Regions from separate parts of the Mus musculus genome. Here regions 1 and 3 are each linked to region 2. The links are chromatin loops, found by intact Hi-C in ENCODE. Cell type or tissue: gastrocnemius. All regions are shown on one strand. Links, peaks and the distances in the headings refer to the core of each region. The heading gives the core; the rest is flanking DNA.

Evidence for each region. A loop is a pair of places that touch in the nucleus more often than their neighbours do. Peaks named below come from ENCODE experiments on the same cell type or tissue, not always from the same donor. Only the 100,000 strongest peaks of a DNase experiment are listed, where the experiment ranks them.
Region 1: a loop joins it to region 2, with 6 times the contacts of the local background. A loop is called at or near these places in 13 of 42 quality-filtered maps.
Region 3: it touches region 2 in a loop (3-fold over the local background); 3 of 42 quality-filtered maps call a loop at or near these places.

What each region holds. Positions count from the first base shown.
Region 1 is chr7:117,877,003-117,887,888 of GRCm38, reverse strand. No RefSeq gene overlaps it. Among named protein-coding and RNA genes, the nearest start is that of Gm34822, 31 kb to the right of the region's middle. In gastrocnemius, for the core only: a CTCF peak has its summit at 4,879 (motif pointing right); DNase peaks (open chromatin) are centred at 4,880 and 8,767; H3K4me3 peaks cover 243 bases.
Region 2 is chr7:117,377,333-117,388,005 of GRCm38, reverse strand. It overlaps Xylt1 (xylosyltransferase 1), which reads right to left and starts at 7,027. Exons shown (of 12, transcript NM_175645.3): 1 at 6,486-7,027. The coding sequence starts at 6,827. In gastrocnemius, for the core only: a CTCF peak has its summit at 4,293 (motif pointing left); DNase peaks (open chromatin) are centred at 4,270, 6,331, 6,653 and 7,112; H3K4me3 peaks cover 3,772 bases; H3K27ac peaks cover 2,685 bases.
Region 3 is chr7:117,569,765-117,577,764 of GRCm38, reverse strand. All of the region lies in intron 3 of Xylt1 (xylosyltransferase 1), which reads right to left. Among named protein-coding and RNA genes, the nearest start is that of Gm34762, 190 kb to the left of the region's middle. In gastrocnemius, for the core only: no CTCF peak of the experiment used is centred there; DNase peaks (open chromatin) are centred at 4,411 and 4,719; H3K4me3 peaks cover 179 bases.

The sequences.
Region 1 (10,886 bases), core at 1,239-9,238, 500 kb before region 2:
GATATGACTGGTTTTGGTGGTACTGTGGATGGGAGTGGGAAGACTTTTCTTCTCCCTTTGACACAGGCCAGAGCAAGGGTATTGACTTTAGAGTCAGGGAGAATGGGGTATGAAGCTTGGTCCGGCCAAGCCGTTTGGTTCTGCATAAATGATTAAGCGTTCAGAATCTCAGCTTCCTCCTCGGTAATGTGAGAAAAATGACAACCACCTCAGAGGACGCTCCACTGTGACAGTAATGTAAATGAGTGGCTGGGACTTTGCTCTGCAGCGTTCCGATGACACAAGGAATGCCAAAATAATTTACTTGTTTTAAATCAAATTAAATCTGGCTCTAGGCTCCCATTAACTAGGATGCTGAGAAATTCAATCACAGACATGTTTAGGGGCGTCCCTGCCAATCCCCAGAGATACACACAGTCTAGGGAACATATGCTGTGGTTTAGAACTGAAGAGGGGGTGGATGGCAGTCCCAGGGGCTAGAGTCACAGTTGCTCTTTCTGCCCCCTGCTGTGTCTGCTAGTCTTCTGCTATGTTTCCAAGCTTCGTCCTGTCAACAGAAGTGGGGCAGTGCAGGTTCTAGCTGGAGGTTGGCCGCTGACATCTCCACTTGCTATGCCCAGGAATACCACCTTACCAACACTCCATGGCATCCCAGGGAGTTGTGACAGTGAACTCTGTTCAGAAAGAACAGCAATTCTACCTTAGAGAGTGTCTTAGGAAAGAGGAGCTCGATCTAACCCCCTCTTTCCCCAACTTCTTCTCTAGCAGACTCTCTCTCCCCATGGTGATCTGGAGTTTCCATATCTCTATCTTTCTAGTTTACCCTCTGGTGGAGACTCTGGTCAGTGTTTCCTTTCCTATATCTTCTCTCACACCAGTGGATTTTCTAGCTGCATAGGAAATGCCAAGAATAGAGCTAAGATTTAGCAGCCTGCTTTGCAGTGGGAACAACCATGCCCTTGGATTCTAGCCAAAGGGATCCAGGTAGAGAGCATAGGTGGCTGGTTCTTTAGTACACGATCCATGCCTACTCTTCATCCCTTTCTTTTTTCTACCTAGCTGTCCAGAATGCTGATGCTGGCCATCTTGAACAAAGAGCATGATGGGCATATCTTGAAAGGTATCAAAAATGAGCTGAGTGGAGACAGAATTCTTAATCACAAGAAAGGACATTTTCGCCCATGTCACGGGGGGGGGGGGGGGTTGACCATGAAGGAAACAAGCTGAAGGTAAATGAAGGGAAAGATCCTGAATTCTTGATAACATCTTGCCTCAGAGTCTGCTACCTCACACCTCTTGAGACACAAGATGAGACATTCCTCCCCTGTATTAATCTGCCTTATTGGGCATTTTATTACATAAAAGCGGTCACGGGTGGGAGGTGAATGACCACAAGTCACACAGCATCCAGGCTGGGCTTCTTGTTTTTAAAACATGGAGTGGGAATCTCTCCTGATCTTTTCAGCCTCCTTGAACATCAAGAACAAGCATACAGCTATCTCTGTAAATTACCCCTCCATATGTAAAGAGCCCAGCATGGAATCTGACACATTTAAGCAGTCAGTAAAAGGTAGCTATTTTTCTTTTTCTTATTAGCATAATGCCTCAATAAATGTTAGTTTCCAATCCTATCTCCTGAGTATCTTCCCCTTTGCCGCTGAGTTCCTAAGGACCCTCACATTTATCTCCCTTCTCCCTATTAAACCTGGCTCTCGAAAAGGCTGTCAACTCGATTTCAATGAGGTGTCAGTGATAGATAAGGCTTAATGTATGACCTCATTCCCCAAACACTATCAGCTTGCCAGGGAGATTTACATTTAATAGGGGATTAAAGCCTTAAGCCAAAGGAATGAATCTTTAATGGTGAAATTTGAGGCACTGAAAAGCTTATGAAAAACTAGTATGGGAGGCAGTTGGGGTTCTAGGGGTTTCTCCATAGTGATCTTGGTTTTTTTCTGAGAGCTTTAAGACACCCAAAGGTTCTCTCAGGTTTAAAAATGTGTTGTGCAGTAATTCACGATTAGCAATTAACGAACAGCAGATTCTTGGTGGGGCTCTGAGGAGCTGAACAGGAACTACAGACAAAAGGGGGATGGCCTTAGCTTCATGTGGGGCTGCCTGCCCATTGAAGAACCAAGGCTAAGCAAATGGATGGAGCTCACAGGAGTCTGGTACCCGGTAGAGCAAAATTGTTTTGATTCAGCCATACTTGGCTAATTCTTTTATTGACAGTTTTGGTTTTGAGGTGGGAGAGAGCTGTATCAGCTTATTTACCCCCTTCCTTCCCAACATTCCTAACTCCAGCCCCATTTCTGCTCCTGAGTCTTTCACCTCACCTTCGTCCTCAACTCAATCCTTGTCTTCACCTTTCTAAATGCCTCTTTGGCCACGTTTCCCAAATTCTGGAAGATGGACATGGTGTGCATTTGTATCTTTGGGCATCCAAGTCTTGATGACTCCAGGGGGTTGTGGTCTGAGCTTCTGCTTTTTCCAGCTCATCACCTCCTCTTGGATGCCCACTGAGAGCATCAAACATCTGAGCCACCTCTCTGCCAATCAGTGGCTTAGATATGCTCCCATCTGCTGCTACCTTGCTCTTCCCCTGGAGACTGAGTCACAGGTGCTCTTTCAGAGTGTGGCCATGAAGAGAGAAGAGGTGGACCCAGGAAGCAGACAGCTTCACAAGGCCCAGTCCTGACCCCTTCACAGAAGTGACCTCAGTTTCACTGTGTTTACGCAGAACCTGCTACTGTCACTGCAGCTTCTGAGGAGCTGCCCAGTCCCTGGGAGAGCATGGGAGAGCATGGGAGAGCATGGGAGAGCGTGGGAGAGCATGGGAGAGCGTGGAAGAGCATGGGAGAGCATGGGAGAGCATGGGAGAGCATGGGAGAGCATGGGAGAGCATGGGAGAGCATGGGAGAGCGTGGAAGAGCATGGGAGAGCATGGGAGAGCATGGGAGAGCATGGGAGAGCATGGGAGAGCATGGGAGAGCATGGGAGAGGAAGCCCCCTCTGCCTTTCAAACTATTTTAACTTATCCTATGGTTCAGGGTGACTTTTGAAGTGTATTGTAGTAGTTTAAGGCTCACCACACTCTACCTTCCTGGTTTTGTGGTTAGTAAACTCTTTAAATTATGCCAAGCTGGGTGTCTTTCTTTATCTCCGAGATGGCTACTGACAGAAGAATAACATTGACAATTCAATTCGGATTTCCAGCACAACAGTGGCCCTGTGCAGTCTCTATCACAACCCACAGAGCACCCCGGGACTTGGTCTTATGCAATGATCTTCTTGTATCCAAGATGATAGACCTCAACACTTCCGGTGGTTGCCAGAAACCATATATAGAACCAGATGCTATCCATGCAATGCCTTTTTCCCCTGTGTGAACATACTTATAATAACCTCTGACTCGAGAACTGGATCCATCTAAGACCAACAGCAATCATGTACTACAGACCTTAGAGACATTGGCACGCAACCTATTTTCCCTTTGTTCTTATAAAATATATATTATTTTTTCACTTAAAAGAAATATTTTATGGCTTCTCCTTGGGACGCCTGAGAGGACAACACCTATACTTTGACACAATTAGAAGTAAATAAGGATGATTTGGGCAACTTGAGCAAAAGTGCTGTCATACCGTGACAGTTGGTTTCATAATTCAAATGGCCACTCTGTGAGTGGGCAGGTAGCATACAGCGTGGATATCCTGGACCGATGGGAGAGCCACAGCCAGGAGAGATGGAGCTTGGCAGTTTGAGATTTTACCATGAGAATGTTTTACAGCTTAAAACGTTGTTGTTTTAGAAATTTCCACTTAAAATGTTCAAAACAAAACTGACCACAGGGAAACTAAATCCCAGAAAGAAAAGTCACTAAGGAGCAGGGCAGGGTGGGAGGAAGGGGCAGGAAGAAGGGGCTGCAGAACAGATTTTTGCCCTCAGCATCCACCAGTCGCCACCTTTCTAAGATGCTCTAGCTGATGGACAAAAGTTCCTCTGCATGGGCCATGTTTTACTTCTATTGACTTTAGTGGTTTTGTGTGTGTCCTAACATGTCATCCACTTCTCTGTCCTCTTACTTACCCAGCCATTACCACATAAGTACTGTGGTGATACAAAGCCGAATACAATAGTGGATTTTTTTTTTTTGTCACAGTCTTATGAGAGAACAGGCATGGTGTCAGTTTAATTTGGATCATAGCAATGGATACCCCACGGGGTCATTGTGAAGATGAAATGGGTAACACACCCAGACTTCTTGGCACAGTACACCACACCATAACAATAGTCAATCAATTGTTATTTTAATTATATTGCAGTAGATAACTTATAACATATCTTGGACAGGGATCAAACAGGACAATAGCATAGCTTTGTGGCTTCATTTCATACCAGGGGAAGAACTCTCTCGAGTGAGTAGACATTACAGGGGTCTGTAAGTTGGAGCTGCATAAGCATGCAGTGTTTAATTCTTAATGGTCTGGCTGTTGCTCTTGCCCTCAGATAACACTTCTTCCTTCTTCCCCCACCCCCCTGCTGCTATGAAGTTCTATTTTGACCTGCTTCTACTCTCATTAAAAAGTTAACACAAAGGAGTAGCCTACTGATTTTTTTCTATGTTCTTTTTTTTTTTAAATCAAATGAGAAAAGTACAAAACTCAGAATGTCTGTCAGGTGAAGTAAACCACACGGAATACCACTTTCAGCGTTTTGGAGAGCATTTCTTAGGGTATTCCATCATGAATCTCCCTGAAGCTGTGTCTTGCATTTTAGCTTTAAGTAACCGGGTTTATACACCCAATCAGTCCCTCCACAGAAGCACGGAGAAAGCAGATGCGTGGATGCGCGCTGGTTCGGTTGTGTGACCACCAGGTGGTGCTGTTTCTGAATTTATCAACTTCCTGTTCTTGGTGCTTCCCTGAAGAAATAAAGGGGTCCGAACTGCAATCCCCGCCCTATCCCCAGTTCAGGACCTGGGCCTCTCCCGTTCCTCTTGTCTAGGGCTGAAGGTGGATTGGCTTTGTCTTTAATTATAACCTCGGAAGGCGACAGAATCATGCCTGTTTTCTATTGTGGAAGACTGCCTCTGCTCTTAGAGAGTCAGGAGGGGTCTGACTGGTTGCTCCCCATATCCCTACCCTAGAGCTAGATGTGGAGATCTTTGCAGAAGGGGAGAGAGTCCCCCAACCTAAAGTTGTGTGCATATAAGACACAGAATACCTGGTACATCTCAGTGAAGAATAATGTACTTTGAGAGAAAATTAGGAGGGGAAAAATGTATGTTTTAAGAGAGATAAGATGGAAGAAATGCAAAATTTAACTTTAGCTTCAGTAATTGCTGACCGACTTTGTCTTAGCTGGCTGACCCCTCTGGGATTCACTGACCTATGTATTGGGAGTCAGCTTCTGGCTAGTTGGCATGCAAGATTATTTCCTGTTTTCGTTTCCTTGGGTGTGTGGAGGGGACCAGCTGTATGGTCAAACCGTGCCTAGCAATGAGTTCTGATGCACACTGTAGAGGCCTTGGAGATCATGAGTCCAGCACGCTCTGAGCAGGATATAGTCTGGGCCTCTTACCGAGCCACCTGCTTGCCTGCCAGGGCTATTGCAGGCTGTACCCATCCAGCCCATGCATCATTATTAGAGTCCCTTCATTGTGCTAATTGACACAGGATGAAAAATATCCAGCGAAGGAAACATCCAATGTGATTGCATGCATCCAGAGCAGGCTGGCAAATGGGAGAAACCCCTGTAAGCGCCAAGCGAGATTGACAGTGGGCCCAGGGATGTCTTGTAGGGTGAATGTTTCCTGATCCCAAGAGCCTGTTCAGACTGGAGATTGAGCAGAGAGGACAGTGAGGGAGAGAGGCTTGGTGGGGTCCTGTCTGAAGGGGCGGATCCCTGAAGAAACAGGAGAGAGCAAGTGGAGATGGAGAGGAGAGAAAAGGGGACTGATTTGTCACCTCCAAGCAACAGTGAAGATTGTCCCAGCCCACACCTTGCAGTCAGCTGAGTATCTTCTCAATCTGGTGTGATGGTTAGAGGAGACCATGGAAACCTGGGTCCACAGCTGTTCTTGGCTACTGAGGAACAGATTGTTCCCCAGGGGGGCATGCGGCAATGTAGGAAGACGCTTTTGGTTGTCATGGACCGTTTACTGGTGATACTGGTGGCATTGTTCCTCGATGGGGCATCAGGCAGTGGGCACAATAACTGACACTCTGAGTTATTTAGTTAAACCATGTTATTAAGTTGAAGTAGTACATTGTTGGCAACATGGCTCTGATTTGTTTTTTTCCTTTCCCACTAACTTGGCTATTGCAATGTCACTTTGAAGAACCTGTTATCAAGGTGAGGGCTCGATTCTGCATTTGCTACTTTTGCTGTGCTGTTAGCAAAGTGCCTGGAAGAAGTAACTTCACGGAGGGAAGACGTGCTTTGGCTCCTTTTCTTTCTGCAGGCTCAGTCCACCATGGTGGGGAAAGGATGGAGAACTCTCAGGTCATGTGACAGCAGTGGGGGCATGTGGTGGAGACTATTCACATCATGGTGGGCCAGGAAGTGGAAAGCAAGACAGGAATCAGAAACCCTCCCTCAGTGACCTTCCACGAGCTAGGCCCATCTGCCTAAAAATTCCAAGCCTCTCCAAATAGTGCCACCTTTTGGCGGGGACAAGTGTCCAAAACACCATCTAGTGGGAGAACTTCCAGATTTAAACCGTAACAGCTTCCAACCACTTAGCAGAGAATTAGGACTAAGTTTTTGTTGTTGTTGTTGTTGTTTTGTTTTTTACTTGCTTTGTACAAGAGAATATTCTAGAAATGGAATTTCTGAGCCTAGACTTTAGGCATTTCTCACAGTTCTATTTCCTTTCGAGTCCCATTTTGTGGTATGGACAGGCTCTGGAACCATCTGCTGAAGAAGGAGATACTGTATGGACAGTGGCCAGAGGCTCTAACCCTATGGCTACTCCAATCCTTGGAAATACAAGTAAGAGCCCAGATCCACAGCCATAGACAGTGGACTCACCTTGAGATACAAAGCGCCCAGTTCACCCACAGACTGCTGGTCAACAGTTGGTTCTCAATATTTTAGTCTATTAAGTTTAAGAGCGTTTGTTATGATGCAATAGCTACTAGCTATGTCATACAGACTGGAAAAGAAGACCCAGTGATAACTTCTGCAGGGAGTGGGAATTTCTCAAAATTTACTTCTTCTTCTTCTTCTTTTTTTTTTTTAATAAGTGGCATTTTATTACATCAAAGAACTTCAAATAGCTCAAGATGTCACTGCATCCTTGGATGCCCAGGTAACCGAGCTGGGCAAGATTCATTTGGAGAGAAGTCTGCTTAAGGTCAATTTTATCCATTTGTATCATGACAAGCCACAGAAAGGAAATCCATCTTAAACAATAGCCATGGGTCATTTATCAGGAGGAGGCTGGGAGGCAGAGGAAAGAATTGATTCTCAGAGGTGTCCAGATTAGGGCCCTTCCAGGGACTTGCACAGCAAGGATTTGTGGTTCTCCTTCCAGAATGCTGCTCAAGGCAACGTTAATTCCTACCCACTTGGCTAGAGGTTCTAATACCAGGATGGGGAAATCTGATTGGCTTCCTTGTGCCATCTCTGGTGACAGAGGTATCATTTGATTGGCAGCCCCACTAACTCTACATGGAGTGAGAAATTGTAGGGAGAAGAAACAAAGAGCACCTCTGCTTTCCTGGAGACTGGAAGAAGGAAAGGATGCATCCTGGGGGTGGGGTGGGGGGTGGGGTTGATGCACCGTGTGGACATCATGTATCTTATTGTAGTTAGGTTGCAATATACAAAACCTTAGACAGGAATCAAAAGCCAAACAACAGATCTGTTGGCTGCTGTCTAATCTTCCATCCCCTCCCTCTCTTCTCCTCCCCCTCCTTGTCGGAATGGCATAGGCACAAACTGTTGCGGGAGGGAAGGTGAGATAAGATTTCACTCTTCAAGAACTCTGTAAGGATATTATTATAGCTTGGATCTCAGATGTTCTCCTAAGACCTCTGCATGAAAGACTTGAACCCTGGAGTGGTGCTGTAGGGTGGGAGCCAGAGAGAGCCCCCCAAAGCCTCCCAGTCTCAGTGATGAACAAATCATCTATTTTCCATCTGCAAATTAGGAAGGCTGAACAAAACCAGTGATTTCACTCTTCTCTCTTTTTGTCCCTCCTTAATCTTCTTGAATCCTTCAATTAAAATCTTAGACTGAGGCTCAGCATGCACAAGAGATAAATGCGGGGCCTTTTTTTGTAGAAGTGTTTGCATGTGTTCGAGGGGAAGGGGAGGGACAGAAGCCCAGAGCATATATTGATCCCCTTTGTCCACTTGGTGAAGACAGATCATTCTGGCTTCTCACTCTACACACAGACGTCGTTGTTATGAAGCTTCTTTCAGGAGTGAAGGCCACGACATAATTGAGGTGGCAATCGTATAGAGATGGCAGGTGCTGGATCAAGCTCTTGGGCTCATGCCTGGCAGACAACTTAGCATTTGTCCCAAAGATGAGAGCATTCCTTGGGGAGGAAACAGTGGAGAGGTTTAGAGCCTGATACACAGAGGAGCCACCTCAGGCTCGAGTCCCCTGAGTTTTGCCATGTGGCAGCTGGAGAATTTCTTTAAGTTTCTATGCCTTGACTTCTCTATCTGTAAAATGGATGAATAACAGCACCCACTTCTCAGAGGCACCAAGAGCATCCGCGTTTAATCACGAATCTGAGATGTTCGAGAATGTGAGCTGCCTGGCGGAGTGCCCAGGATGCTCAGAGTGTTAAAGAAGTGTTAACTTGAGTCTTATTAATATTCTCATTGTCACTAGGAAGCTGAGAGCTGGGATCAGAACTGTGAAGCCCTTGCTCTTTTCTCTCACCAGAGATGAATAAGAAGAAGGCACTTCCCCTACTCTGGTGTGTTGCCCCCTGCTTTCTCTTCTGAAAGGCTAGGGATGGCGGTTCCCTTTCTCTTCATCCTAGAGGGCAATTTGCTTTCTCTTGTCGTCTCCCTGCAAGAACACCAGGAGAGAAATTAAAGCAATAAGGGCTAAACTGTGTACGACTGGAGCACGGAGTGTGTGATAATGATATATAAAGCCAAAAGCACTAAGTGGGCAGAGCTAGTGTTGCCGAAGTGAGTAAAACCAGGATAAATCCATCCCTGGGGAGCGATAACACATAACTCAAATAGTGGGAGCAGCAGGGGGCTGCAGGGCCTTGAAGGAAGAGCAGTTTGCACTCCTGCAGAGCACAGCCTCTGCCCAGCATGGGTAATTCCTGAATGCCTGGGTCTTCACCATTACCAGCCTCTAGGGTGGCTGAAGGTCATAGTGGGGATTCTTCTGGAACTTAGCAACCATGTAGAGGTGGTACTAGGGGTATGACTAGATGACCTAGGGTCTAATTCTGCCTCCACCACATTTGAAGCTATATGTCCTTAATTAAGTTAGCTCACCTCCCTAGGCCACCAAATGCTCATGTGAAAATTGAAGGTGTATACAGACGTACCTACTGTTCAATGAGGAGATGTTATAAGGAGATTGAAGGACTATGGTGTTTCACAGTAGGACTACTGCAGTTGATTAAGTAATGCATATTACAAAATGACTAAAGGAGGGCATTTTAAATGGCCTTAACACGAAGAAATCAAGGATTTTGAGGGGGTAGAGGCCAGAGGACCACACATTCAAGGCCAAGTTTGGCTACAGAATAATTTCAAGGCCATTGTGATGGTCAATCTAACAGTGAAATGAATGAGTTCTAGAATCACCTTGAAGATGGGCAAGCTTGTTGGAGATTATCTTGATTAAGCTAATTGAAGTGAGATTTGTCCACTGTGGGTGTTACCATTCCCTGGGCTGTGATCCTGAATTCTATAAAAAGGGCAAAGTAAGCTGAATACAAGCATTGACTACTCTCCACTTCTTGACTCAGAATGCAATGTGATGAGCTGCCCAAGCTCCTGCTGCTGCAACGTAACTTCCTTATAGTGATTGATTCTGTTCTTGAACTCAGAGCCAAAGTAAAGCACTCTTTCTCAACTTGCTTTTGTCAGGGTATTTTTACCATAGCAATAGAAAAGTAAAGAAGCTGGGCAATGGTGGTGCATGCCTTTGATCCCAGCACTTGGGAGGCAGAGGCAGGCGAATTTTTGAGTTCAAGGCCAGCCTGGTCTACAGAGTGAGTTCCAGGACAGCCAGGGCTACACAGAGAAACTCTGCCTTGGGAAAAGAAAGAAAGAGAGAGGGGAGGAGGGAGAGGGAGAGGGAGAGGGAGAGAGGGAGGGAGAGGGGGGAGAGGGAGAGGGAGAGGGGGAGGGGGAGAGAGAGAGAGAGAGAGAGAGAGAGAGAGAGAGAGAGAGAGAGAGAAAGGAAGGAAGAAAGAAAGAAAGAAAGAAAGAAAGAAAGAAAGAAAGAAAGAAAGAAAGAAAGAAAGAAAGGAAGGAAGGAAGAGAATAAGTTGACAACTTTGGCCACTTAGTGAGATCCTGTCTCAAACTGGAAAGTAAAAAGCAGGGACTGGGGAGCTATTACAGCAACAGAACATACACTTAGCATGCAGGAGGCTGTACTGTAGGTTCAATCTCCAGTACAAAAGGAAAAAAGATCTCATAGATGTTTAAGGTGATGAGTATGCTAATTACCCTGATTTAGTCATATCGTAAAATATGTATGAATCAAAGTAGCACACTGTACTATATATCCATGTGTTAATTAAAATATGTATAGAGAGGGGCCAAGAGAGATGGCTCTGTGGCTAAGAGCACTTACTGTCTTCCACACATCCAAGTTCAGTTCCTACCACCCACACTGAGCTACTCACAACCACCTGTACGTAAGTCCAGCTCCTGGCGTCTGCA
Region 2 (10,673 bases), core at 1-8,000:
GACATCAGAGAATGTAGAGTAGACCATTCGGAGAGTGGGATGCCTGGGTTCAGCCCTCAGCTCTGCAGCTTACAACTGTGCAGTTTGCATCATTCTTCGGGGATCTGGTTCTTTTCCAGTCTGCACACTTTTAGTAACCTGTTAAAATGGAGCAATGGCTTTCAAGAAGCCTATGGCTGCATGAGGGGGCTTTGCAAAACTGTACAGATGAGGAGCTCAGAGCTCTGGGCAGCACTGGGCAAGGAGCAGCCTGGGATTGCTTCCCAGTTTCTTCATCTATCTGAGCACAGCAGCAGTCTCCTCCCACGGAGCTGGGAGGGTCCAGTGATACAGGGAGATGGTGTCTGTGGAACTCGTTTTTATGTCTGACCTACACTACAACTAGTCATGATAAGACCAACAATTCCTAGTTGGGTACCCTCAGTTCCAATTTTGCATGAACTGTGTAACAGAACATCTTGCTTCCTGGAGTGGACCTGCGTGTAGATAGATGAAGAGAGTGATGCAGAGACACAGACAGACAGATAGATAGGCAGGCAGGCAATCCCACATGCACACACACACACACACACACACTCACACACACCACGCACACGCACATGTACACGGACACACAGACACGTGCACACATACACACTCATATACTCATATACACACATATACATCCTGGATGGGAATTCGGTTGAATACGTTTCATGGATGCAAAACACCAAAATAATGTCAGGCACGCAGTGAACTCAATGAATATGACTCTTCTCTCTGCCTCCTTCTGTCCTATTCCAAGGCTGCCCCCGCCCCACACCAAAAAGACCCTCAGGGGTTCTACTGCAGAATTTCACTCAAAAGCTATTGTAATCGAGTAACTTTGAAACAGCAAATGTTTATTCCAAACACCCTAGGCTTTCCTACTGAGAGAGCAGCTGACGCAGGGGCATCAGTCTGTGGCCAGAGAAAACCACTTCTCACAAATCAGTCGGTAGCCTTCTCCCTCTGCACACCACAGAGGTGGCTCCAAGTTGCAGAGAAGCAGAGAGAGACCTGCCCAGGCGATGGAGACAAGACAGTGCAAAGCTGGGATCTGACCCTCGGTATATCAGAGGATATCCTATAGACTTTTACATTTGTGTTGGGTCTATCACATATCCAGGCATGGTGGGACACATCTGTAATCCCAGCACTGAGGAGGAGGTGAGAGACAGAGTTTTGGAGCTCACTAGTGTGCCAGCCTGGTGGGTCAATGAGCTTCAGGTACAGTGAGAGACCTCACGTCTCTTCTGTCTCTTTAAATCATTTTTTGTCACAGGTGGTATTGGTTATGTAATCATTTCACTTTCCCCAAAGTCTTTGCCCTTTGTTTTGGTAGACGATCATTAGAAATGAAGAGATGGGCTGGAGAGATGGCTCAGCAGTTAAACACACTGGCAGCTCTCCCTGAAGGACTAAGTTCAATTCCCAGCACCCACGTGGCAGTTCAAAATCCACTCTAACTATAGATTCATGTGGTCTGATATCCTCTTCTGTTGTGCAGACACAATACTCATGCATCTTGAAAAGGACAAAAAAGAAGGAAGAGATGTGAGGCTGGAGGATTATTCGGGTTGTAAAGTGCTTACAGTACAAACAAGAGGACCTGAGCTGGATCTCTAGCAGCCCAGTGAAAAGCCAGGGACGGTGGAACACATCTATAATCCCAGCACTGAGGAGGTGGGAATAGACAGATCCTAGAGCCCATCGGTGAGCCAGCCTGCTGGAATCAGTGAGCTTCAGGCTCACTGAGCCTCCCTGTTTCAAAATTTAAGCTTGACAGCGATAGAGGAGGCTTCCCAACATTGATCTTTGGCCTCTACACATGCACACATATGTATACATATATCCAGATGCACACATCCACATGCCTACATTCACATGAACACACACACACAGAGGCAGGGTCAGGGGGAGAATAAAATGGGAAGAGAGATTGTAAAGAAGAATGGATAGGCTGGAGAAACCCCACCCTGCACAGTTATATTGGGGAGGGGCATCCTAGACTCTCTTCACATAGATTTATAGCCCCTCTCATTGCCTGCAGTTCAGAGTAGTCAGGTAGAATCTTATTATAGAGGTAGGCTAAAGAATAGTTTGCATTCTAAGTCACACACACACACACTCACACACACACACACTAACATCAACTTTCTGTGCTAACTCAAATCATTATTTTTTTTTCTGTTAAGAACATGGATCAAAGTTAAACAATTCCCAGAAAATATTAATTTTAAGCCTCAGATGGCCTCCTGTTTAAAGATTAGCAAGCATTTTGCCACCCAACCTTTTAAAGTACTTTCTTTAGTGAATTGATAGCCTTGAGAGAATAGGAAAGTGACTACATACATGCATATATACCTGTGAAATGTCCTACTTCTTAAGTGCTCTGAAACACAAATTTCCCAAGCACGGCCATAGCACGACAAGTGGAAAATTCTAAACCTGCTTCACATGACAGGTCACAGTTAAAATGCAGGCACAAATCAGTACAAAATTACATTTAGGCCATGTATATAAGATTGATCAAGCCAGGTGTGGTTGCACATAGTTGTAATCGCAGGAGGGTCATGATTTTTACATTAGTCTGAGCTAGACAAGTCATCAAGACAAGAAAAAGAAGGACCAGGAGGAGGAGAAACAGGAGGAGCAAAAGAAAGAAATAAGAGTGAGAGAAAGGAGAGTGAGAAAGAAAGAAAGAAAACAATAATTTTGGTTAATTATTTTGTGTGGTTTAATCTTGGGTCCCGCCCTATCTTTTTATTTACATGCTAATATTCCAAAGTATCTTTCACAATCCAAATTTTGAAACACTCCTTCAAAGTATTTCAGATAATGGATATCCAGCCTGTATTTATTATCTTATTATTAAATTAAGTGGCTGCTACTTATCTATTTTATTTAGCATTCCCAGTGTGTGGTAAAGCAGACGATGACATATCTGCAGTGAGATAAATATTGCTCAAAGATACACACTTCTATATACAAAGCCTGCTTTTTTTTTTGTCTGCTTCGATCAGACAAAATAATTCACTGGAAGTGTGGAGGAAACAAATCAGCCGTCAAACGCTCTCTGTTCTCTCTGCAAACATTTGGATTGAAAGAAAAGCTTTGCCTCCAACGCCACTGGAACCCTCTTCCAAAGTCACTGTTAATGTCTGAAAGAGTCCGGAGTTATCTGAGTAATGTGAAGAATGAGGGATCTCTGCTGAAAAAAAAAATCAGCATTTCAAAGGGGTCAGATCATACAAAAACGGCATTCTACTGTACGCGTACAGTAGGCAAGGACATTAAAACATTAGATTTCTTAAAGGAAACTTACTAAGTACCTTGAGTGACGCTGGGACTATGGGGACGTTAGCAAGAGAAACAAAGATACAGGTGTGACACCTACAGCTTTCATTTCTTCCCGAGTCTAAAAAGGCACTTCTGCTGGCTAGTCTTTCTGACAGGCCCCTCACTCCCCACTACTCCCCTTCATCTATGGCTCAGTGCTCTCCCGTTTTATATTCCGAGACCACAGTAAAGTTCATTTCTTACTGAGGCCCAGAGAAAATGCCCCACTACAGAACTCTGCTGTAATCTGCATCAAGCTAATACTTAAATGCTCAGAGATGCTGAGAGGGAAAGGGGGCACTAGCAAACCTTTACAGAGATGCCCATTTCACCACTATCCCTGCACACACCCTCTGATCCTGCTTGCATATCAACATGATCTCTTATGTGTCTCCACTGCCCGGCCACAGGTACAATTTCTGTACCTAGACACTGCTCTCCAAAAATAAAAGGCTCGCAGTTCAGAAGTTGGGAGAGGGGAAAGCAGCCAGGAGAAGCAGATAGGTCTGGATTTGGAAACACTCTAGCCGTAACAGCTGCTTGACACCCATTGCCACGCACCCACTGAAGCCATGACTGTTCACCCAACTCTACTCCAGCCTGCCACAAAGCACAGCACAGAAACGAACATCACTGTCCTAGCATACAATTCCACAGTATTTGCAGAAGCCATCTGGAAAAATATCAGGGAATGTGTGTGTGTGTGTGTGTGTGTGTGTGTTTGTGTGTGTGTGTGAGAGAGAGAGAGAGAGAAAGAGAGAGAGTGTGTTAGTTCTGAATGCCACCCTGAATCCCTTTGCAGCATCATGCATACAGTCAGCCCAGGCAGGGTCCAAAAATGAATGGCAAGTTGTTAGCAGTCTGTGGCTCTCTCAGCCTGTATCCCAAGCTCCAGCTCTGATGGACTTTGGGAACAGCCTGCCCCCTTCTGGTCTCCTTGAGCTCCATGAAAGGGCAGGGCTTGGGGTGGGCACACCTTGAGGAGGACAAACAGACCCCTAGCTCTAGCCATCCTGTGCACACTGCAGCTCCTGGGGCAGGATGTGAGACAGGAGGAAGAGAGGAGAGTGCCGTGCATATGACAAAAAGTCCAGGACCAGCAGGACCGGACAGTTGAGAGCTACCAGGAATGGGAAAGTGAAAGAAAAAAAAAAGCACAAAATGTATTCATATACATATACATTGGAAGCTAAAAAAAATGGAGACATTGGAGGACACTGTCGGGAGGATACACCTAAACCCACAGATAAAAGCAAAATTGCAGACAAGCTCCGCTGCTAGGACTGGGGATCTAAAAACATGGTTTAAAGGGGAAGTGGCACCCCACCCCCGCCCTTCCGATTCCAAACCTGATGTGACTGGGCTAGGACATGAGAGATTACTCCTAGGTGAACACACATGGAGGGGTTGTGCATCACTGCTCAGACCATCGGTGGGGAAAGAAAGAAACCAACTGCTTTTTTCTTTATAATTCTCTCACTGATCTCAACAGGTGGTCTATGTACCCTGAAAGTACCTCCTGAATCCCCTTTGCAAAAGGTACAGTGAGTCCCTCCCATGGTCCCCTCCCCACCCTGCCTGTTTCCACACTGGGCCAGCACTAAGTGCGCCTAGTCCCTCCCACCTCCCAGTAGGTCTCCAATTTTAGGAAGAACATGTAATAGCGTTTTTGTTTTTGTTTTTGTTTTTGTTTTTTGTTTTTTGTTTTTCCAGTTGGAACACATGATCAACTCCAGGAGTTCAAAGGCAGTGAGTGCCTGGGTCCCCTTGGACTTGGGGACATTGAGAATGCTCAGGTTCTCATGCACAAGCATCACTACAGGTGAGGGTAAGACTTCTCCTTGGTAGCTACAGAGCAGCCAAATGCTCTGTCAGATCAAGTCCTGAGACTGCTTTAGCTCACAGACATAAAGAGCTGTGCTCGGGCAACAAGGGTCAAAACAATCCTGAAGAACTTAAGCACATCAGAAAGCACTTCTGACACAGCTGTGTAGCTGTGTCTAGGCAGTCTTCAGCAAGGGCTGCCGGAGTGACAAGCAATAACAAGGACTGTTCCCTTCCTACAGATCCTAGAAACACTCCCCCGGTAGCTACCGTCCTTCAGATGCTGGGCAGTTCTCTGCAGGGAACTGGGATGATGGACAGAGAATCACATGGCATATCACACCAGCCCAAAGACAGACAGACACTCATTCCTACGCAGAGCAGAGACCCTGTACAGTAGTTACGGACTCAGATCTCCTGCCCTCCTAGCTCAGAGAAAGGTGAAACAGATACCCCAAAGAAGTTGGGGATAGAAGAGGAAGACAAGCCGGTGCCCCACCTAGCCAACCAGATGGTACTAATAGAACTGGAAGACAGTTTCAGAGACCTGACTATTCACATCCAAGAAGAGCAAAGCACACTGGGAGGTGTGGTGATAGCGTGGCCAGACAGACAGACAGTAAGTGCAACTGACCACCCATGTCAAGTCAGAGACAGCCAGCTGGAACTAAGGGGCAATACCTGGAGGTGAAGTCAGGGAGGGCAAGAAATGGCAAGGTTAGGGACTGAGGAAGGTGGGGACTGGGGAAGGTGGAGAGAGAAGTAGATTCCCAGAGGGGAAAACAGGACCCAAAGTCAGATCAGGCTTGCAAGACCCAGTGTTGATTTGGGCACCAGGGACATGGTGGAGGACTTAACACACTCATTCTCAGCCCACAGCAAACAGCTCAGACCAAAGAGGCTGCGTGGAGAACTACCCTTGAGCAGCGGCTGAGGATCCGGTCACGATCCGATGCACGTACTCGAGTGGAGAGTGAGGCATCAACGCCCCCACCCAGAGAGCAAGTAGGACGCCCAGAAAGAGTGATAGGAAACAGGACCCCCTAGAAAGCGAGTCTCTTCTGGAGCTCACTTTCCAGACCCCAAGGGGGCGGTCCTCAGACTCCGCACAGAGCAGCGCGGCTCAGTGCACGACCCTGCAGCTGCCCAGGGCAGCCAGGGCAGTCAGAGGCAGCCAGGGCGCAGAGTCCCTTCGGATATCGGGACTTGTGTGGCCAAGACCAATGTGAGGCATGGGTAGGGTCGCCCATCTGTCTCTCTGTCCGCGGGGCTCGAGATCCCCTTCCCAAAGGGCACCTTACCCTCGCCCGGGAGGCTAGTGCCCCGCGGCTGGCAGGCTGCTGTGCGCGGGCTCCTCCGGGGCCGCCTCCCCGTGCTCCTCCTCCGCCGGCTCGGCCTCCAGGTCCTCCGCGGGCTGCGGGCAGATGGGCAGCCAGGTCCCTGCGCTCCCGGCGCGGGGCCGCGGGCTGCTGCTGCTCGGCTGCTCCCGCCGCTGCCCCCGCGCGCCGCTGCTCTCCAGCCCCGGAGTCCAGGCTGCTGAAATTCCACACCACCAGCGTCTGCAGCAGCAGCACCATGAGCGCCGCCAGCAGCGCCGAGTGCGAGCGCCGCGCCAGCCTCCGGGCGCACGGCGCCGCCACCATCTTCCGCGGCGGCCCGGGGCGAGCGGGGTGCCGGGACACCCCGGTGCGCGCTCTATCCCGGGGGCTCCGCGCTCGGGCCCCGCCGACGTCGCCCGGGCTCGCCGCTGCTCCTCCTCCTGCTCCTCTCCTCCACCACCTCCTCCTCCCTTTCCTCCTCTGCCGCCGCCGCCGCCTCCTCCACCGCCGCGGCGCGGAGTTTTCAGACGGGCAGGGACCCGGACGTCACCAGGAGGAGGGGAAGGCGGGAGGCGGGCGCGGGGAGGCCGCGGAGGGGGCGCGGCGCGCGCGCGCGGGGACACGGCTCGGAAGGGAGCTGGCCCCTCGAGATTCCCTTTTCCCTGGGTCAGGGTCCCCAACCCAACCCCCAGGGTTCTAGGGCGGGCGTTAGGGGTACCAGGGCTGGGGAAGGGGCCACTAGGGACGCGGGCCCTGAGCAGAGGGCGGGGCCTGGAGGAGGAGCCGAGGGCAGCGTGGGGAGGAGAAGGTGAGGGAGGGGGTGGAGGCGAAGGAAGCAGACAGACACCCCCCAGAACAGGCGTGGGAACAAGGTACGGGTGCGAAAAGGCCGGTGCAAGGGGTAGAGAGACGGAAAGTGGAGGATAGAAGAGTCAACAGGGCAGCTCAGCTTGCAGAGGTCAGGAAAAGGGAAAGAAGGGTCCTGAGAGTCTGTGTTCCATGTGGCAGAAAACTGGAGGCGGAGTTGCAGGAGGCGCGGAGTTTTCCGTCCCGGCATCTTTGGCTGCACAGAGAGAAAACCTTGGCAGGTGGAGATGGGAGAAAACGTAGGAGTGTCACAGGTCCTGGCTCTTGTGCAGCCTGGGATTCCTGGATCACTGACTGAAACGATGGGGAGGAGGTTCTCAATGACTCGCCGAGGTTAATCAGCACAAGCACTGCGACTTCTGAGTCACCCCCCCCCCCTTCCAGGGCCAACCAAAGATTCAGGGCTCATTGACTCACTTCTCTGGTCCCCAAAGACTCACAATCCAACATCCTCCAAATCCAGTTGGCAAGTGAATGCTTTGGTGGCTAAAGAAGTTTTCCAACCCTCCCTGGCCACAAGCTGAAGTCTCCCTCCCAGCCACAGAGCCTCCCTCCCTTAACGCCCTTCTTACCATCCGCCCTCCTGATGTCTGACTTGCTGTGTGCACTAGATTCAGAGCTGGGTCAGCCCAGCCTTGCTTTATAAGGAGAAGCATTTTCCTGGACTGACTGGTGACCTTGAGCCACCAAGACTGTCCCCCTTGACCTTGTTCTGAGCTCTGTCAGTGAGAGTTTGGAAGGAATAATCTCTCTGAACTCAAACTTCATCCAGCTCTCTCTGACTCAGTCTTATAGACTTCCCCTTTTGATACATAGCATCTATTAATGTCTGCATGTGAATGGGACTGATGTCTACCTATGTCAGTGAGCTGGGGACTTACAGCGAATTCTTGGTCTTTTGTCTCCTGCCCTTTTAAACATCACCCTGGTTTGTAAAGGGAAGCGAGTGGATATGTACAGAATCTATCAGAGAGCAAGGCCAACAGTGGCGAGAAGTGGACCCTTCCATCCACTGCACCAGCATATTAGAGCACTGATGTGTGCCAGATGTGGGATCAGGTACAAGCATCCCAAGGTGACAAAGGGTGCCTCTGATCTACAGTCAGCTAGAAGGCCAGAGAGTCAGGTGTAGGTAGGTATGGAATCTCAGAAGAAAACATGACCATCGTCCCTAGAGAGATTTGCAAAGGAGCCGTGGGTTCATGAGAGTGCTACTGGGATAGCTGTGTCCTCAGCCAACCTGCTACCCTGACAGTCTACAATCTGCTCCAGGGCCCCCTCTAGCTCTGCAGCCAGGGACAGAGGCATTCCCACTTCATCAACAGTGAGACTGTAGAGGAGAGGCAGCTCCCTGGTTCACCAGTCTCCTCTTATCTGCATATCAGTTGGGAATATTTATAGTTTGTGTAATAAAACACCTGGTTTAACAATCTAAAAATAAGCCTTACTGGATTGTAGAACTAGTTATTGCAGAGCACTAACTCCAGGCATGGCTTGATCCAGCAACCTAGAACAACCACTACAGAATTTTCTCTTCCTTTCTCCTCTCTTTCTCCCACAGTGTCTGTTCACACTGGAACATCACAAGAGTCCTAGATTCTGTGACTTAGACTAGCTGTAACTTATTCATCTGCAGTCCAGGATTCTTTTAGAAGATGCAGAGAGCGTTTTCTTACAGAGTAATTTTTAGGTCCTAAGTTACCCCTAAACCAGTCACAAAGCTCAGGAAGTCAGATCAAGGAAATGAATCTAACCAGGGTTCCTAGATACACCTCTGGCCTTGGGGTAAATCTGTTATCTCTGTAGCCATTCAAATGTTCCATAGAGCCATGTGGGAGTAGAAGAATGGCTTCCCTCGGCTGTCCCTGAAGTCTCCATTGAGCTTCCCCGACCATGGTCAAGTCATCTTCCCCCACCCCGCCCCGCCCCAAGAACTTCAGGGTTCTTAGTGCTAAATGAGTAGCAAGAGGTCATGTAAACATAGCCTCCAAGTCCTGCCCTGGCTGTGTGGAATATTCCAGCCCCCAGCCCACCTTTGTCTCAAGAGCGCTTCTGCACTTTGTCTGTAAAGTAACAATGACCTGTGCTTCCTCCACATGACACAGCTAACAGCAGTCCTCCAGGGGCCAGGCTGTGATTCAGCTCCCTCAGGGCCCTAGTGCTTCAGTACTGAGGTTAAAGATCCTGGGCCCAAATCCCTGGAGAAGCAGAGTTGTTTATCTTGACTCATACATAAAAAGCCACTCAAGAAAGAGGTCCAGTCGCCCTGGGCAGGTTAGAGATGCCATAAACAGCTCATTTGATGGGTTTTGGAGGAAAATTTACCTGAGGTGGCATCTGGGATTCTCTTCTTCTGGCTCCAAGATGAGTAGCCCTTCAAACATTTTAGAGAGGTAAAGATGGAACAGATAGCTGGGAGCTGGGGTAAATTAGAGTATCTAAAATGCCCCATCTCAGTATGGCTGGGACATCCAGAGTGTGGGTACCCTAAATTTGCTGAACTACCAAACAGAAATAGCCCTTTTGCATTAAGAGGGACAGGAGTTTTCATTTGCAGTTGTGCATAGAGAGGCAGGTGGCCTTGATGGATAAGAAAGAGGCCAGGGCCCTGCTTGAGACTCGGCAGTGCCTCTAACCACTGTATTCTGAGTCCTCAGGATTTTCGAAGCTCAGTTTTTCACTCCACAAAGATGCATGGAACCCTATTACACATAGGCGTCCTGCTGGGCAAGTGGAATCTGGAGATGATGAAGATTCCCCAAGGAACCTTTCTTTTTAAATGTGGTTCCCCAGCTCCCGTGCTATGGGCCCCAGGAGACAGAGCTCTAGGGAAGTTTCGCCTGATTTGTGGGACTCTCAACCACCACCCCGAATGCCAAATCTTGTTTCTCCATCCCTTCAAGGATGGGAAGGCTGAATCTGTCACTGGGCATTGTGAGTTATTGGGTGTGACCAGTCCTGAGCTAGCAATTGCAAAGGAAATGGTTGGGATAGTCTTCACCCTCAAAGAACTGTCCAACAGGACAGAGGGACAAGACATTTATTTCACTGACAGCAATTCCAGGATCAGTGCACGGAGCGAATGAGATAGATAAGAACTAGCTTGCCCAGGCTTAACGAGCGCATGTGCACATGCATGTGTGTGTTTGTGTGCATGAAAGCCAAAAGGGAACCTCAGGGGTGGGTTTTTTGGTTTGTTTGCTGTTTATTTCTATTTGATTTTCAGCCTGGAAGTTAAAAAAAAAAAAGCTATGCTGCCCAGAATCAACTGCCCCCCACCCCCACCCCAGGGCTTGCTATCTT
Region 3 (8,000 bases), core at 1-8,000, 190 kb before region 2:
TGCTTCTAGGGAAGTTTCCAGAACTTTCTGAGGAAGCCAGAGTGAAGCTAAGAGCTGAGGCAGGAGGAAGTGGGAGTGAGGTAAAGAAGGTATCACAGGGTGAGGTTGGGAGGGGGATGTGTCAGTGGGTGGAGCACTTGCCTTGCAAGCGTGAAGACCTGGGTTCAGATTTCCTGAACCCAAGGAAGAAGTTGGATGAAATGTTACCTGTTGATCATGGTGATGAACCTGCGTGATGCGAAGCAGGGCAAGGTAGAATCCTGGAAGCTAGAGGGTCAGTTAGTCTAGCCTAGTTGGTAAAATTCTAGGCCAGTGAGCGTCAAAGATCTCAAATAAAGGGTACCTGAAAAATGCTACGACACCCAAAGCTGTCCTCTGACCTCCACATGCATGTTTATGTGCACATACACATGTACATACAGGTGCACACACACCCTCATGATCACGCACAAACACACAGAAGCCGCCATTGCACAACAGTGATGAAGACATCACTGAAGAAAGGGAAGATGGTTTTAGTTTAAAGAAAGTGAGCGAGAGGAGAGGTTCATGGTGTGTGTGTGTGTGTGTGTGTGTGTGTGTGCATGCACACACGATACTTCTGCTTAGATGCACACATGATACTTCTGCTTAGATTTTGGCAATTTCCTGTAATTTGGCAATTTCCTATACTGTAGAAAATTTTGTAGTATAATAATCAAAACATCCCGAGCATATAGTTAATGGCTTCTTGGTTCTTCCTTGATTGGCTTCAAAGCCAGGAGCCTCTGTGCCTGGGCTGTACTAGGAAAGAGTGTGAATTGCAAGCTATGGCTCTCAGACACATTCATCTATCTGCAGGTCTCACCTGCCGAAAGATCCCCATTTGCCTTCTGAGGTCACACCCAAGCTTCTGCTGGGCGCACGCCTCTCAGAGATGTGGGCCGGATTATTCAATCACACTGTGCTCATCTTGCTCCCAGTCCAGGTCACATCTGTCCCCTCAGCTCATCCTATGTCCTCTGTCTGTGAAGGTCACACTCCTTCCTGGGACTGACTAGAGTGCACCACCTTGGGTATCCCGAGGGGTGAAAGCAGGCGAAGGTTACTGCAAAGGTCATCTTAGGAAGCTTCAAGAACAAAGCAGCAGAAATTCATTCATTTGTTTGGAAAATAGCCACATATGCCGTAAGTTAGCTAGGCCTTGCTCTGGTTTGACTATGGCAGGTCCCCCGTAGGCTCACGTGTTTCAACACTTGCTCTTAAGCTGATGACACAATTTGAGAATAATACAAAGGATGGGTCCTTTGTATTATTCAGCTGGAGTCATTGGTCAGGGGCAGAGCTTAAAGATTATGTCCACTTCTGTTTTCTGCCCAAGGCTTCTGCTTGCTGGTCCATAGAGATATGTATGACCACTACCTCAAGGTCCCATTGCTATGTATGGAGCTGCCCTAGATGTTGTGCCTTGCCACCATAATGAATGGCATCCTGTAACTGTGAACCAACGCCAACCCTTTCTACCTTAAATTACTTCTGTCATTATTTGGTACCAGCAACAAGAAAAGCAATAATACAAATGTGGGTGTGTGGTAGGGTCAGGTGGAGGGACAGTGCCATTCATTTAAGGGACAATTATCAAGAACCATTACCAGGTAACAGACTGGAAAGTCAGGCAGTGGACCAGCCTCTGCACAGCCTCTCCCAGAGAGGCTCTTACTGAATGAGGAAAGGCTCAGTGAAGCTGTGCCTCACTTTGCACATTCAGAGCCACTTCTGGCAGCCAGCACTTGCCTGCGGTGTTTGCAGTCACTGGTTTGAGAGTTCCTGTCCCATCATACTAGCCTTCCCAGCACAGGGAAGAATGACTTTCCACCTATGGCTTGGGACCCTTTTCTAAAGAAGGAAAGACCTACTAAGGAGCTAGAGAGGAGACAGGTCACAGATCACCCGGAGAGAAGGAAGCCTTGATCTTCAGACAGGACGGGGTTAAGCTAAGACAACCAGCGCCCCTGCAGCTTCCAAAGGCTATCAGCAGTGACAACAGCTTCAATTAAATTAAACCTAGTCAGCTCCACGAGGAAACAAGTGTAATGCTAATTTCATGGGTGTATCAATGTGTAAACCTAACAGATGATGCTTAAATGAGGAAGGCAGAGAGATGACATTTGGTTAAACAATGCATCAGTGGGCAGGATTTGTTGAAACTGCCATTTACAAAAAATAGGAACAGGAGTGAAAATTGGGCAAGCTGTCACCAGGGCCAGCCACCTAGGTGTGGCGTGTGTATCTGTTTGTCTTTGTCAGTATGTGTGTTCTGTGTATTTGTTATTTGTGCATTGTGTATATATATGTTTGGGTATTTGTGTGTGTGTAGGGGTGTGCACATATGTGCAAGGACCCACATTGAGTGTCTTTCACGACCACTCTCTGCCTTACTTTTAAACTCAAGGGCTCTCACTGAACATGGAGATCACAGATTCATTCAGCAAGGCTGGCCAATGAGCTTCAGGAATCCTCTTCTGTCCTCCTTCCTAGTGTTGCAGTGTGTGCTACTATGTCAGGCTTTTTGTTTGGATGCTGAGGAGCCAAACTCAGGTTCTCATACTTGAGTGGCAAGAGCTAAGCCATCTCCCCACACTCCTGGACATTTTTGATAACCTGTTGTTACATGTGTGTTATGGTCATACGAGTTGTCAACTGTGGTTTTGGTTAGCTGGTTAGCTGCATTCTCCTTTATTTAGTCCCAATTCAAACACAAGACACAGGTGCCATCACTATATCCAGGTTGCTTCTATGGCTATTCCATCTTATGCTCTTGGGTCTCTCTGATGGTGACAGAGGTGACAGAGGACATCAGATGACTTTGATGAACACAGATCCAGTCAACTGGCAGGATAAAAGGTAGTTATCATTTCTACACATGTTTGAGAGATTGAGTCACAGGACTGCATCCAGATGCTAGATTCCATAAGGAGAGAACAGAGTTTCTCGAAGCTACCATAGCGTGGATGCTCTAAACCAGCATGTCTTACATAGGGGCAGTTGAGTCCTTCCCATCCCACGGACATTTATGAAGTCTGGAGAAACTTGTAGGTATGAGAACTGAGGGAGTCAGACTTGCACACAGACCTAGAGGAACTGTCGGACTGTTGACTGCCGAGGCGTCATGGCTGCAACAGCAAGGGCTCAGCTGGTCAGCAAGTCAGGTGCTGAGGCTGAGATCCCATCGCAGAACCGTGCATCTCTTAATAAGTCATGGTGGGAAACGAGCAAAACTACAGGTTCCCGTGTTCCAGTCCTGACTGTTTTCAGAGCCCTCTCTAGTGACCAAGATGGCTGCTCTTCCTGTTGGTGAGTATCAGGAATACCAGGGGGTGGGCAGGAATGGCAGGCATTAGGAAAGCCAACAGCAAATGATGGTTAGGATGTGGATGAGAGAAGCTCTTCTACACTGTTGGTGGAAGTCAGAATAGAACCTCATCAAAACCCCTATGAATAGACCTACTAGATGATTCTGCTGTGCCTCTCCTGTGTGTTTATTGGCAGGACCTGCAACTCAACATATTGAAGAGATACTCATACATTAGTGTTTGTGACCACCCCATTTGCTATTGTAAAGTTCTAGAGCCAACCTGGAGCACCCAAAACAGAGTAGTGGATCAGGACACACAGTGAGGGTGGTGTCTGCAGAAAAGTGGATGCAACTGGAGAGAAGCCAGCCAAGCAAATTAAGTCATTCTTAGGATAGCAGGTACCTCATGTGTTCTGTCCAAATGTGTGTCTGTCTGTATAACACTATCCTAGTCCCGTACCTGCCTAGGTACAAAGGGGAATAGTGGGAGGGAAAGAGAGACAGAGAGGACTGGAGGAGGGCATTAGGGGGACTATGCTCAACATACAATATGTATTTGTATGAAAACTGAAAAAAAAAGAATACATTAAGGAAAAGAGAACACCAGTGCGAGTGGAATGAGGAGGTGATGGAAGTCTGCAGACAACTCTTCAACTGCTTCAGGGTCAGCATGAGGCAGCTGTGGCAGTTTACAAAAAAGGGCTGACATTTGTTAAGTGCCTCTCTCTGTCTCTCTCTAGCAAGCCTTGAATTGCAGGGAACATATTCTAAGACTAACCTGTCAGCCAGTGACAACTAAATTACTAACCTTGCCTCCCCCTCTGCCCCATATCCCTGTCAGGTACGCAGCCACGTTCTCAGAGAAAAGCTTCCTGGAGAAGTGTTCTCAGCCCCGGGAAGGTGACCTTTCTGCCAGAATAAACCACATGATCACACGTGCTTCGTGAAGACCCAAAACCTTGGGCTCAGTTGCAAATGTGCATGCTGGGAAGGAACACCATCTGACCAGAGCAGCCAAGCAGAGTTGTTGGGGTTCCTGCCGATTCTGCTCCTGCCTTTTCCTTGGCACATTTTATAACCTACTTCCCAGCATGCCTTGCAGTTGTGTCTGGCCAAGAGACTGTGCTTTTGCCAATAAAACAGAAGTGCCGGAGCTGGCATATCTTCTAGACTTGAATGCAGACACCTCCTGTGCACATGTCATGGTGTTTCCTCCCCGGCAGGATATAGAGAGAACACAGAAACAGGTGCCTCAAAAATGAGGGGTGCAGATGTGCTCTGCTTCATAGGACTTTCAGGACAGCTGGTGGGCTGGGTATGGCTCCCTTTCCTTAGGAACCCTTGGATTAAGAGAAGCTTAGTCTTACAAGTAGAGTGCCAAATTTCCAGAAGGAGCCCTGGATTAGACATACTGTCTGCCCTGCATGGTCTCATGTCATGGCCAGCGATTCTGATAAAACACACACACACACACACACACACACACACACACACACACACACACACATACAGAGAGAGAGAGAGAGAGAGAGAGAGAGAACAAATATGCATGTACAAACATATACATAGCACATACAACTAGCCCTCTCCATAGCCAACCAGCCAGCCATGGAAATACAGTGTCCACACTGAATATTAGGTTTTTCTTGTTATCCTTCCCTAAGCAATACAGCCTAATGATTACTTACATAGCATTAACATTATACTAGGTATCAAAAACAATCGAGAGATGTTTCTAAGTATACAGGAGGCTATGCATAGGTATAATGCAGATGTGACATCATTTTATATAAAGATCTTAAGCATCTTTGGTATCCACAGAGGCGTTGGCACAAATCCCTCGAGGATAACTGTGCATACAAATGTTCATGAACACACATACATATGTGCATATATGTCATATTAATATTAGCTTGAATGAGGACATATATACTTACATACATGTATACACACATGTCTATGTCTCTGAAATTCTCACTATCTTGTTAAGTGCCAATGACTTCTTGCCTTTTATCCATCATACGTCAGTAATTCCCGCCCCCCCCCCCCCCGCTTGTTCCTCTTTTGCAGGACCAGTTCCATCAATTGCAGGGTCCAACACATAAAAATGTGAGGGTCTTGCTAAAATTGTATTGGGAGTTGCAAGCATGCAGAAGTGGAGCCCTAGACTCGGCACAGGTCCCTCCTTGAGGGTGTCCTGTTGCTGCCTGGGGCACAAAGTATGCAAAGCTGGGCTGTTTGTCTGCAAGAACGAGTCAGCCAATCCAGAAAGTTTGCTGACAAACTTTGTGACAAGTCCAGAAACTTGCAACCTGTGTGCTGCCTGAAGGCTTCCAGGAATGGTTTTTTTTTTTTTACACATCACAAGAAGAGGCAGGAGAAAATAAGAAAGCCAATTTTCTTTTAGTATATTACTTGTCAGACAGCGAAATGGGATATAATTACGGTGTGACATTTCCAGCAGCAAATATGTTCCAGTGTAAGCAATTAACACCGGTTCTTTTGGCAGGCTTAAAAAGATTACTCAGAGACTGCGCTAAGTTACAGTGCCCTGTGAATAATGAACAATGTGATATCTTGGCTAAGTTGCTCACTATGACCAAAGTTCAAACTCTCCTGATGAAAATGGATTAGGCGCTCTTAACCCTCTGCTGACTTCACCTAGCTTAGGCTGATTTAGAGTATGAGTTCTTGGGGGGTTTATCTAAATTACTTATTTACTTTGCTCCTAGGAATAGCTGCAAAAGAAAACAAAGCTTTCTGCATGCATTCATTTCAGCTGTTGGAGATCTACATGAGGCCTTGGGTTCAGCGGCAAGCTCTTGGAGACAGGCAGATTGGGAACGCGGCTTGCACAGAGACCAATCTTAGGTTAGGATGGGATGTTTTAATGATGTGATCCAAGACTTAGAATCCTGTATGGTAAATTGAGTGCTGGTAGTGGCTTGCCTGGTCTTGCATAAACACAGGGATGCAAACTCCTGGTTGTATATGAGTAGTGTCTGATGCTTAGTAATTGGAACCAAAGAAAACCCCAGCAACAGGTCTGAGTGACTCACACCACAAGGGAAAGTTCTAGGTCATGGTTACTTGCAGAGGCTGGGGCCAAGTTTCCTTTCCTTGGTCCCATGGCACGAAAGGGTAGATGTTTCTCCACTGGTGATGAACTGGTCAGTGCCTGTGTGATGTCTGCCAGTACTTCTGGAATCTGCCCACTAGAAGCCGGCAGTACCCTCCCCTCAGTTGTGACAATCTGAAAAAGGCCTCCAGATGCAGGTCTCTTTTCAGGGACAACAGTTTAGATATGTCTGGTTCTATTTCCATATAGCCTGAAGCAGAAGACTTCCTTCTTAAAGCCTTAGTATTTTAGCCTTTAGAATGGAAAGAAGCCATGCCTACCATGTAGATCTCTGGGAAGAAGTTGAATGGTGCCTTTGGAGAGGTGAACTCTGACGTCTGGCAGAAGCCAAGCATTCTGCATGACTTCAGTGCCATTTATCCCTTACTGAATACAAGCAGTAGCTCAGAGTGGAGCTGTGACAGGCACCAGGCAGGCAAAGATAGATAATCCTGTCCCCGTTCCTGCAACGGTAGCTTGAAAAACTAATCAGGAGGCAGGTAACAGGACCAAAAGCCTCTGTACGTCATGACACTGCACCCTAGATGGGCCTAGATGAAGGAAAATAGGGGCTTAGAGGGAAAAGACTTTCTTATAACTGTACACAGTGATGACACTTAAATGAAGTAGGGGCTTACCAGGCATGACCATGTGAGAAGAAACAATCCAGGTAGAGAGAACCACATTCTAGAAGGGTTGTGGGTGTCAGTCAGGCCTATCCAGGGTTCAGGGATGTTTGGATAGAGTTCTCTGGCAGAGGTGGGGAGATGCAAGACAAAAGAGGTAGACAAAGGCAGGTGGCACAGGATGCTGAAATGCCGAATAGCTCTCATCTTTCCTGCCAACCCTACTAACTCAGAAAAGCTCTGTCCAGATCCTGCTCAGCTGGAAAGAGTGCAGGGATTGATTCGCAATGTCTTCCTGGGCCTGGGAAGGGCTATGAGGCCCACGTAACATTGTACTAGCTGGGTTTATAGCCGAAGAATTGTCAGCAGGGAAGTAACGTGAGCAGAAGCATTTAAAGAGCTCGCTCTGGATCCAGTGCTTTCATTCCGAAAAAATTGGAGATGGAGACAGGAGTAGTTTGAGAGTGACCACAGCATTGTGAACAAGAGACGGGAGCGTTCTACAGAACATATGGAGCAGAAGAGATGGGGAGAAAAGACATTTCCGAGCTGGGCTTGAGAGTGACCTTGTGGATCTGAGGCAGAAGGAATTAGACAAAAGCCGTTTATCGTCTGATTTGGGTAACTTGGAGGATGGGTATGCTATTCACCAAGGAGAAAAGTTCAAGATAATGTAAAAATAATGTTAATGTTTTATTTCTATTTTCTTGTGTGTGTGTGTGTGTGTGTGTGTGTGTACATGTGAAAACTAGTGCTCATGGAGGGCAAGGGCATTTATTTCCTGAAGTTACAGACTAGTGCTCATGGAGGGCAAGGGCATTTATTTCCTGAAGTTACAGTTGGGTGTGAGACATTCAGCGGGCTCTTAACCACTGAGCCATCTCTCCAGCCTACATGGTAGGTTTTTGTGGGACCTCAAGGG